2 separate regions of the Homo sapiens genome follow, and region 1 is linked to region 2. A link is an interaction called in ENCODE POLR2A ChIA-PET data of the cell type or tissue named here. Cell type or tissue: PC-9. All regions are shown on one strand. Each heading gives the region's core, and the rest is flanking DNA. Links, peaks and the distances in the headings are about the cores only.

Region 1 (5,379 bases), core at 184-5,183, 54 kb before region 2:
ATATCACTTCTGAGGAATTCCATCAAAAATGCCTCACCTGGTGCCAGGCACGGTGGCTCATGCCTGTAATCCTAGCACTTTCGGAGGCTGAGGCAGGAGGATCACTTGAGGTCAGGAGTTCAAGCCCAGCCTGCCCAACATGGTGAAACCTCATCTCTACTAAAAATACAAAAAATTAGTCAAGTGCAGTGGCGGGCACCTGTAATCCCAGCTACTTGGGAGGCTGAGGGAGAATCACTTGAACCCGGGAGGCAGAGGATGCAGTGAGCCGAGATCGCGCCACTGCACTCCAGCCTGGTCGACAGAGTAAGACTCTGACTGACACACACACACACAGCCTCACCTGATGCTAACCATGGGAGACATCAGATAAACCCACATTGAGGGGCATTCCACAAAATAAACAAACAAACAAAAAACTAGCTTATACTCCTCAAAAACAGGAAAGTCATTAAATCAAATGAAGGATTACAGGTCGCTCATGCCTGTAATCCCAGCACTTAGGAGGCCAAGGCAGGTAGATCACTTGGGGCCAGGAGTCTGACACCAGCCTGGCCAACATGGTAAAATCCCGTCTCTACTAAAAATACAAAAAAATTAGCCAGGCATGGGGTGTGTGCCTGTAATCCCAGCTACTCGGGAGGCTGAGGAATGAGAATTGCTTGAACCTGGGTGCGGAGGTTGCAGCCAGCCGAGATCCCACCACTGCAGTCCAGCCTAGACAACAGAGCAAGACTCTGTCTCAGAAAAAAACAACAACAACAAAAAAATGAAGACCAAGGAACTGTCCCAGATTAAAAGAGACCAAACAGGCTGGGCATAGGGACTCACACCAGCAATCTCAGCACTTGGGGAGGCTGGAATTTGGCAGGCAGATCTACCTGAGCTCAGGAGTTCGAGACCAGCCTGGGCAAAACAGTGAGATCCTGTTTCTACAAATAAAATTTAAAAATTAGCCAGGCATGATGGTGTGTGCCTGTAGTTTTGGCTACTCAGGAGACTGAGGTGGGAGGATCCCTTGAGTCCAGGAGTTCGAGTTGCAGTGAGCCATGGTCACAGCACTGCTCTCCAGCCTGAGTGACAGAGCAAGACTGGCTAAAAAATAAAAATAAAAAAAGACAAGAACCTATCCAGTGATAAAAGTCAGCCAGTTATTTTTTACATTTAACTAATATTTACCCAGGGCAAGGAAAGCTGTCTGAAACATGTCAGAGGCCGGACTCTCCATTTGGTCATCCTTAAAAATACAGTGAGTGACCACAAGGTTCCAGCCTCAAAATGTAAACTGTCAGAAGAAATGTTGATGGGGTCCTGAAATCATTATTAGATTTTGTTAAAGTTTTAGGAATAACAGAAGGAAACAAATGCTATTCATTTCCTTAGGCACGACCTGGTATCAACATGTAGGGTTCATTTCAGTTTGAAGAACTTAAGTGTATCGATAGATGCCCAGATGTCCAAATTCATTTCATCCTCCTCATGTGTACTTGTTTTCAGCAGTCCTTAACTGTTTATTCTAAACACTTATCTTTTCAAAAATACATTTTAGAGACAGGATCTCACTCTGTTGCTCAGGCTGGAGGGCGTAGCACAACCACAGCTCACTGCAGCTCACTGGGCTCAAGCAATCTTCCCACCTCAGCCTCCCAAGTAGCTGGGACTACAGGCATGCACCATCACACTCAGCTAATTTTTTATTTTTTGTAGAGATGAGGGTCTCACTATGTTGCCCAGGCTGTTTGTTTGTTTGTTTGTTTGTTTGTTTTTTTGAGGCAGAGTCTCGTTCTATCACCCAGGCTGGAGTGCAGTAACCTGATCTCAGCTCAGTGCAGCCTCCACCTCCTGGGTTCAAACGATTCTCATGCCTCAGCCTCCTGAGGAGCTGGGACCACAGGCCACAACACCACACCTGGCTAATTTTTTTGTATTTTTAGTAGAGATGGGGTTTCACCATGTTGGTCAAGCTGGTCTCGATCTCCTGACCTAAAGTGATCTGCCCGCCTTGGCCTCCCAAAGTTCTGGAATTACAGGCATGAGCCACTGCATCCAGCCACCCACCCTGTCTTGAACTCCTGGGCTCAAGCAATCCTCTGGGCTGCAGTTTCCCAAAGCGCTGGGATTACAAGCGTGAGACATCACACCTGGCAATATTTTATCTTTCATGCACTTAGATTTTTCTTCTTTTTGTTTAGAATTTGACATTTTTTCATTTGCTTATCTTCCTATACCGATTTATTATCTTTTTTTTTTTTCCAAACTGACTTCCCTATCAAGGCTAATATGCCATGGAATTGCATAAAATCCTCACTTGCTCTTGTTATGATGTAAATACATATTCACCAGAATACCTGATACAGGCCGGGCGTGGTGGCTCATGCCTGAAATCCCAGCACTTTGGGAGACCGAGGCGGGCAGATCACGAAGTCAAGAGATCGCGACCATCCTGGCTAACACGGTGAAACCCCGTCTCTACTAAAAATACAAAAAATTAGCCGGGTGTGGTGGTGGGCGTCTGTAGTTCCAGCTACTCGGAAGGCTGAGGCAGGAAAATGGCATGAAACCGGGAGGCAGAGCTTGCAGTGAGCCGAGATAGCGCCACTGCACTCCAGCCTGGGACACAGCGAGACTCCGTCTAAAAAAATACCTGATACAATTTTTTTTCCTTTTTCTTTTTCTTTTTTTTTTTTTTTTTTTTTTGAGAGAGTCTCACTCTGTCGCCCTGGCTGGAGTGCAGTGGCGCAATCTTGGGTCACTGCAAACCTCCGCCTCCCAGGCTGAAGGGATTCTCGTGCCTCAGCCTCCTGAGTAGCTGGGACCACAGGTATGCGCTACCACACCCCGCTCATTTTTTGTGTTTTTAGTAGAGACGGGGGTGGTTTAACTCTATTGGCCAGGCTGGTCTCGAACTCCCGACCTCAAGTGATCCATGTGGCTACCTCAGCCTCCCAAAGTTCATGTGAAAGGCATGAGCCATCACACCCAGCCACCTGATCTAATTTCAAACCACACATTAGAGCAGAGCAGCCATTCTCAAAGTATGGTATAAGGAATCCCTGACACACTTTCAGGAGGTCCAAGAAGTTAAGACTATTTTCCTAATAACACTAAGATGTTATTTGCCTTTTCTGCTGTGTTGTATTTGCACTGGTAGAGCAAAGGCAATGATGAGTAAAGCTGCTGGTCCTTAGCATGAAGCAATGCAGTGGCACTGAACTGTACTAGTAGTCACTGTATTCTTCTCTGGCATTTGCAGCGAAGAATTATGCAAACTGTTTAAAAATGTCCTAATCTCAATCCTTCAGTATACATCCTTTTATGATCTGTATGAAGAAAAGGGAAGCATGCATAAAGCACTTCTGCTACCTATCCTGGTTGTCTGCACAAAAAGCACTGTGCAGTTGTTTGAGTTGCAAGACGAACCAGTCAAGCACCGTTTCTACCTGAAGAACTAGAAGCAAAATGTAGTTACTTAAAAACTTGAGTATCTGGCAGATATTTTCTCAAAAAGGAATAAAATGAGTCTGTCACTTCAGGTAAAACGATTTTCCTGAAGTATCTGTTGCCAAATGACTAAATTTGAGCTTTTAAGTAAAAACTAGTATTTTGAAAAACTTCTATCTATTACCAATGAGCTTTGACAGCCTCCCAATCCTCGTGGATAAAGATCCTTTCCGAGTATAAGACAATCAATGGATTCTTTTTGTAACAAGTACAAAAAAAATTCACTGATATGATTTCAGATTCCACATTGAAACTAGACTTTAAAAAAACTACCACTTGGTGTTACAGCTCTTTTAGAATTTGTCCAGCAGGTGGTTTTCCGGTCTTTACCAGTAAGCCCCCACCCCCGCACCTCCGCAAAAAAGCTACCACTTGTAGCTGGGTGCAGTGGCTCACGCCTGTAATCCCAACACTTTGGGGAGGCCAAGGCACAAGGATCACTTGAAGCCCAGGAGATCAAGACCAGTCTGCACAACATAGTGAGATCCTGTCTCAATTTAAATTTAAAAAGGAATTTTTTTTTAACTACCACTTGTCATATTTTGATGTAGCACCAAAGAATATCTGTAATTATTTATACTCCTTCCTTTTCTAAACACATATCCATATGTGGCTGGATTTTCCTCATATACTTCAATCAAAACAATACATGACGACAAACTGAATGCAGTAGTAGTTACCAGTTTCCAGTTGCCTCTTAGGCCAAAGAAACTTACAAAAATGAAAAACAGTTCTCTTTTATAAGAGTGTTTTAGGGCCAGACGCAGTGGCTCATACCTCTAATCCCAGTACTTTGGGAGGCTGAGGTGGGCGGATCACTTGAGGTCAGGGGTTTGAGAACAGCCTGGCCAACATGGTGAAACCTGGTCTCTACTAAAAATACAAAAACTAGTCAGGTGTGGTGGTGCATGCCTGTAGTCCCAGCTACTCGGGAGGCTGAGGCAGGAGAATCGCTTGAACCCAGAAGCGGAGGCTGCAGTGAGCTGAGATTGCATCACTGCACTCCAGCCTGGGCAACAGAGCAAGACTCTGTCTCAAAAAAGAGTTTTTTATTTAAAATTTTATGATAACATGTAATGGGTTTTTTATAAAACCCCTATCATTCCAGGAGGCTGAGGCAGGAGAATCGCTTGAACCCAGGAGGTGGAGGTTGCAGTGAGATGAGATTGCACCATTGAATTCCACCTTGAGCAACAACAGCTAACCTCCATCTCAAAAACAAAACAAAACAGACCTCTATCATTCCTTATAACTGCTACAAAATATGCCACAGAATATATCGTTAGGGCTGGGCACGGTGGCTCACGCCTGTATTCACAACACCTTGGGAGGCCGAGGCAAGCAGATCATTTGAGGTCAGGAGCTCGAGACCAGCCTGGCCAACGTAGTGAAACCCTGTCCTACTGAAAATACAAAAATTAGCCTAGTATGGAGGCAGGCGCCTATAATCTCAGCTACTCAGGAGGCTGAGGCAGGAGAATCACTTGAACACGGGAGGCAGAGGCTGCAGTGAGCCAAGATTACACCACTGCACTCCAGCCTGGGCGACAGAGCAAGATAAAAAAAAAAAAAAGGAATATATGGTTAGAATAGGGTATGTTTTCTTTTTTCCTTTTTTTTTTTTATTTATTTTTTATTTTTTGAGATGGAGTCTCCCGCTGTCACCAAGGCTGGAGCACAGTGGCGTGATATCAGCTCACTGCAAGCTCCGCTTCCTGGGTCCACGCCATTCTCTTGCCTCAGCCTCCTGAGTAGCTGGGACTACAGGCGCCCGCCACCACGCCCAGCTAATTTTTTGTGTTTTTAGTAGAGATGGGGTTTCACCGTGTTAGCCAGGATGGTCTCAATCTCCTAACCTCGTGATCCGCCTGCCTCAGC
Region 2 (5,379 bases), core at 326-5,325:
TCCATCTTTTTTTTTTTTTTTGAGACAGAGCCTGGCTCCATCACCCAGGCTGGAGTGTAGTGGCACCATCTTGGCTCACTGCAACCTCCACCTCCTGGGTTCAAGCAATTCTCCTGTCTCAGCCTCCCAAGTAGCTGGGACTACAGGCGCCTGCCACCATGCCTGGCTAATTTTTGTATTTTTAGTAGAGACGGGATTTCACCTTGTTGGTCAGGTTGGTCTCGAACTCCTGACCCCAGGTCCACCAGCCTCGGCCTCCCAAAGTGCTGGGATTACAGACATGAGCCACTGCGCCTGGTAACTCCCATCTTTTTTTAAAAAATAAAAAAAGGCCTCCCCCACATTTATTTATTTATTTCAGATAGAGTCTTGCTCTATTGCCCAGGCTAGAATGCAGTGGCATGATCTCAGCTCACTGCAACCTCTGCCTCCTGAGTTCAGGTGATTCTCCTGCCTCAGCCTCCTGAGTAGTTGGGATCACAGGCATCCCCAACCATGACCAGCTAATTTTTGTATTTTTAGTAGAGACGGGGTCTCGCCATGTTGGCCAGGCTGGTCTTGAACTCCTGACCTCAGGTGATCTGCCAACCTTGACATCCCAAAGCGCTGGGATTACAGGCATGAGCCACTGTGCCCAGCCTTGTTTTCTATATTCATTACTCCTATGGATGTTACACTTCTTTTTTTTTTTTTCCAATTATTGAGCAGCTTCCCTAGCCAGAGTATGCTCAAAGACTCCTCCCCTGATCTTTTAATGTCAATAAGTATCTGAATTGTTTCATAGAATAAAAATATGCACTAGTTTTGACCATTTGATTCATTTAATTTTAACTTAATTGGGAGGGAAAAAGAAAATTCATACTAAAAACCCAAAGCATTAAGTGTGACATCAGGGATAGGAATACATTAAAATGCTGGGCTTTTAATTGCCACAGCAAAGCAATATGTATTTGTGTGTAATAGTTCAAGTTGCTGTGCAATTCAAACTGTTCTCGGTGGCTCATGCCTGTAATCCCAGCACTTTGGGGGGCCAAGGTGGGTGGATCACCTGAGGTCAGAAGTTCGAGACCAGTCTGGCCAACATGGTGAAACCCCATCTCTACTAAAAACACAAAAATTAGCTGGGTGTGGTGGCACATGCCTGTGATTCCAGCTACGGGAGGCTGAGGCAGGAGAATCACTTGAACCCGGGAGATGAAAGTCGCAGTGAGCCAAGATCGTGCCACTGCACTCCAGCCTGGGCAACCCATAGCGCAAGACTCCGTCTCAAAAAAGAAAAAAAAAGTTCTAACATTGATAAGCAATGACAGCCTAAACAAGCAAGGGCCAGGCTTGGTGGCACACAGATCTACTCTTGAGGGCAAAGCAATAGGGTTGCTTGAGTGCAGGAGTCCTATGATCATGTGAGTAGACACTGAACTCCAGCATAGGCAACATAGTGCCCAGCATAAAACTGTTTTATTGGTTTTATGAATGTTCATCTTACCTCCTCTCTCCACAGATTACCACTCCACAGGGTAACTACTATGAGGAGATTGGTGTATATTCTTTTTTTTTTTGAGACGGAGTCCCCGTCTGTTGTGCAGGCTGAAGTGCAGTGGTGCCATCTTGGCTCACCGCAACCTCCGCCTCCTGGGTTCAAGTGATTCTCCTGCCTCACCCTTCTGAGTAGCTGGGATTACAGGTGCCCACCACCATGCCTAATTTTTTTTTTTTTTTTTTTTTTTTTAGTAGGGATGGGGTTTCACCATGTTGGTCAGGCTGGTCTCAAAATCCTGACCTCAGGTGGATCCACCTGCCTTCGGCCTCCCAAAAGTGCTGAGATTACAGGCGTGAGCCACCACGCCCAGGCTGGTGTATATTCTTTTTTTTTTTTTTCTTGAGACTGAGTCTTGCTCTGTCACCCAGGCTGGAGTGCAGTGGCGTGATCTCGGCTCACTGCAAGCTCCGCCTCCCGGGTTCATGCCATTCTCCTGCCTCAGCCTCCCGAGTAGCTGGGACTACAGGCACCCGCCACCACGCCCAGCTAATTTTTTGTATTTTTTAGTAGAGACGGGGTTTCACCATGTTAGCCAGGATGGTCTCGATCTTCTGACCTCGTGATCCACCTGCCTCAGCCTCCCAAAGTGCTGGGATTATAGGCGTGAGCCCGGCCCCTGGTGTATATTCTTATAGATCTTATTCTATGCACAAGATTATAATTTAAAAGCCAAATACTCTGCTGGACGTGGTGGCTCACACCTGTAATCCCAACACTTTTCGAGGCTGAGGGAGGTCAATTTGTTTGAGCCCAGGAGTTTGAGACCAGCCAGGGCAACATGGCAAAGCCTCTTCTCTACAAAAAAGTACAAAAATTAGCCAGGCATGAAGGCGTGCGCCTGTAGTCCCAGCTACTTGAGAGGCTGAAGTGGGAGAATTGCTTGAGTCTGGCAGTCGAGGCTGCAGTGAGCTGTGATCCCACCACTGCACTCCAGCCTGGGTGACAGAGTGAGACCCTGTCTCAACACAAAAACACCAGAACGTTTCACACAAGTGTTTCTGGGAAGACAGACTGCAGGTTTTTCAGATTTTTTTTTTAGGGCTCCAGGACCTAAATAAGATTAAGTGGGAACCACCGTTGTAAGAAGTTAGAGAACCAACAGCAGCAGTTTTTCTTACCCGCCAGTTGAAAACACTTATATCTTTGAGATGGAGTTTTGCTCTTGTTGCCCAGGCTGGAGTGCAATGGCATCATCTCAGCTCATTGCAACCTATGCTTCCCAGGCTTAAGAGATTCTCCTGCCTCAGCCTCCCAAGTAGCTGGAATTAAAGGTGTCCACCACCATGCCCAGCTAATTTTTTTTGTATTTTTATTAGAGATGGGGTTTCACCATGTTGGCAAGGCTGGTCTTGAACTCCTGACCTCAGGTGATCCACTCACCTCAGCCTCCCAGAGTGCTGGGATTACAGGTGTGAGCCACAGTGCCCGGCCACATTTAGATCTTAATAGTAAACAGAAAAAGTGGAGGTCCAGAAATATCTAAGCTTTTATTTCTATTTTGAGTAGTTATGCTCAAAATAACTTTCTGTCTCAGCATCCCTAGTTGTGACTACAGGTGCACACTACTGAGCTCAGCTCCCTAGTCACAAAATATACTTAAAAAGGACAGGACTTTCAAACAGTAAATTTTTTTTTTTTTTTTGAGATGGAGTCTTGCTTTGTTGCCCAGGCTGGAGTACAGTGGTGCTCTCTGCAACCTCTGCCTCCCAGGTTCAAGTGATTCTCCTGCCTCAGCCTCCTGAGTAGGTGGGACTACTGGAACCCACCACCATGCCTGGCTAATTATTTTGTATTTTTAGTAGAGACGGGGTTTCACCGTGTTAGCCAGGATGGTCTCAATCTCCTGACCTCGTGATCCGCCCGCCTCAGCCTCCCAAAGTGCTGGGATTACAGGTGTGAGAGCCACTACGCCCAGCTGCCCAACACCTTTTTTTAAAGGTCACTTGAAACACCCTCTTCTTCTTTTACATTACAGTTATTTAAGTGTGTTTCCTACTGGAATATATTTAGACTTCTTAAGATATTATCTACCTATAGGCCGGTCGCAGTGGCTCACGCCTGTAATCCCAGCAATTTGGGAGGCTGAGGCGGGCATATCACGAGGTCAGGAGATCGAGACCATCCTGGCTAACATGGTGAAAACCCTCTACTAAAAATACAAAAAATTACCCGGGCGTGGTGGTGGGTGCCTGTAGTCCCAGCTACTTGGGAGGCTGAGGCAGGAGAATGGCGTCAACCAGAGAGGTGGAGCTTGCAGTGAACTGAGATCACGCCACTGCACTCCAGCCTGGGCAACAGAGCGAGACTCTGTCTCCAAAAAAAAAAAAAAAAAAAAAAAGTAGGCCGGGTGCAGTGGCTCACGTCTGTAATCCCAGCACTCTGGGAGGCCAAGGCATGTGGATCACAAGGTCAGGAGATCGAGACCATCCTGGCTAACACCGTGAAACCCCGTCTCTACTAAATACACAAAAAATTAGCCGGGCGTGGTGGTGGGCGCCTGTAGTCCCAGCTACTCGGGAAGCTGAGGCAGGAGAATGGCGTGAACCCGGGAGGCGGAGCTTGCAGTGAGCCGAGATCGCGCCACTGCACTCCAGCCTGGGTGACAGAGCAAGACTCCGTCTCAAAAAAAAAAAGGTATTAGCTACCTATCTTTCCTTCAGCATGGTGCTGGTACTGAATATTCTCAATATTTACAATTCGGTCTCCCCCAAAAGAGAAGAAAAACAAGGGTTTTAAAAGAACCAAAGAAAAGACAAGGAATAACATTCTAGTGTAAGAAAAAATATTTTTAAAAATGAGAAATATTGGGAAGTTAAAACTCAGGATGGGTAAACTTTCATATAAATACACACTGGGGGGATGTGAGGGAAAAGGAAGGACCAGTTCCTCAATCATATTTCTCCATGGTACCACAATAAAGAGACAATCCCATTTTCAAAGAAATTAGCTTTTATTTGAGACTACTTTTCCCCACATGTATCTTTTAAGAATTCTATGCTATGTGATAACCTGCTTATCCACTGTCCCAATACCAAAATTTCTAACAGCGAATTATACAACTGCTCTAGGTAATAAATAAGGGTTGTCCTTCACTGATTAAGGGAATAAACTTCAATAAACTTAACAACAACAAAAAAAATCACACTTTAGTTTTTAAGTTTTAACAGATGTATTTCAAATACAGCATGTTTTACAGGAGTTCACAAGCTTTTCATCTCTAAAAAAAAACTTTCAACTACCTGACTGTTCCATTCCACCCCAGACAAACCTGACATGACTGAACTACTTCATGTGTTACTTTCCCAAAAATAAAGTTAAAAAAAAAAAGGAACTCATGATAAATGCAGATCTCTAATACAGTATCTAACACAAAAGAAGCTTTAAAAAGACAGTTTCTTTCCTTATTTGATTAGCTAGAAGTTTATCTAGGTAAAAGCAAAAAAAAAAATTTACAAAGCATAACATAACATTGGGGTTCTTTTTATACTCAAGATGTTTAACTGTTCAAAATGACAACAATTACATCTTTTAAGAGTATAATAAAATGGGTGGAAAACAGCAACACAACTGACAAAAGTGTAGATGCTAAATAAACCAAAGTTTTTTTCTTAAGGAGTAGGAAGAATCCACAGCTTGGGGAAATCTCAGAATTAAAAAAAAAAAAAAAAAAAAGAGGAAAAAAAATGTCCTTAATTGCAACCATTCCGTTATCAATAGCGTCCTAAAAGAGAAAAAGCAAAAAAAAAAAAAAAAAAAAAAAGTTAACAATTATAGTTTAATTTGCCTCATATTTTTCCAACTATTAACTGCCACCTTCCACCTTATACTCTAATATTCTA

What was found. Peaks named below come from ENCODE experiments on the same cell type or tissue, not always from the same donor. Only the 100,000 strongest peaks of a DNase experiment are listed, where the experiment ranks them.
Region 1: POLR2A ChIA-PET joins it to region 2 with 5 read pairs; 10 of 35 experiments call an interaction of 5 or more read pairs at or near these places.

What each region holds. Positions count from the first base shown.
Region 1 is chr7:23,446,880-23,452,258 of GRCh38, forward strand. The region is part of intron 2 of IGF2BP3 (insulin like growth factor 2 mRNA binding protein 3); the gene reads right to left. It also overlaps the pseudogene RNU7-143P. Among named protein-coding and RNA genes, the nearest start is that of IGF2BP3, 21 kb to the right of the region's middle. In PC-9, for the core only: no CTCF peak of the experiment used is centred there; no DNase peak of the experiment used is centred there; H3K27ac peaks cover 909 bases.
Region 2 is chr7:23,500,309-23,505,687 of GRCh38, forward strand. TRA2A (transformer 2 alpha homolog) reads right to left here. Exons shown (of 8, transcript NM_013293.5): 8 at 4,472-5,261. The coding sequence ends at 5,251. Among named protein-coding and RNA genes, the nearest start is that of TRA2A, 29 kb to the right of the region's middle. In PC-9, for the core only: no CTCF peak of the experiment used is centred there; no DNase peak of the experiment used is centred there.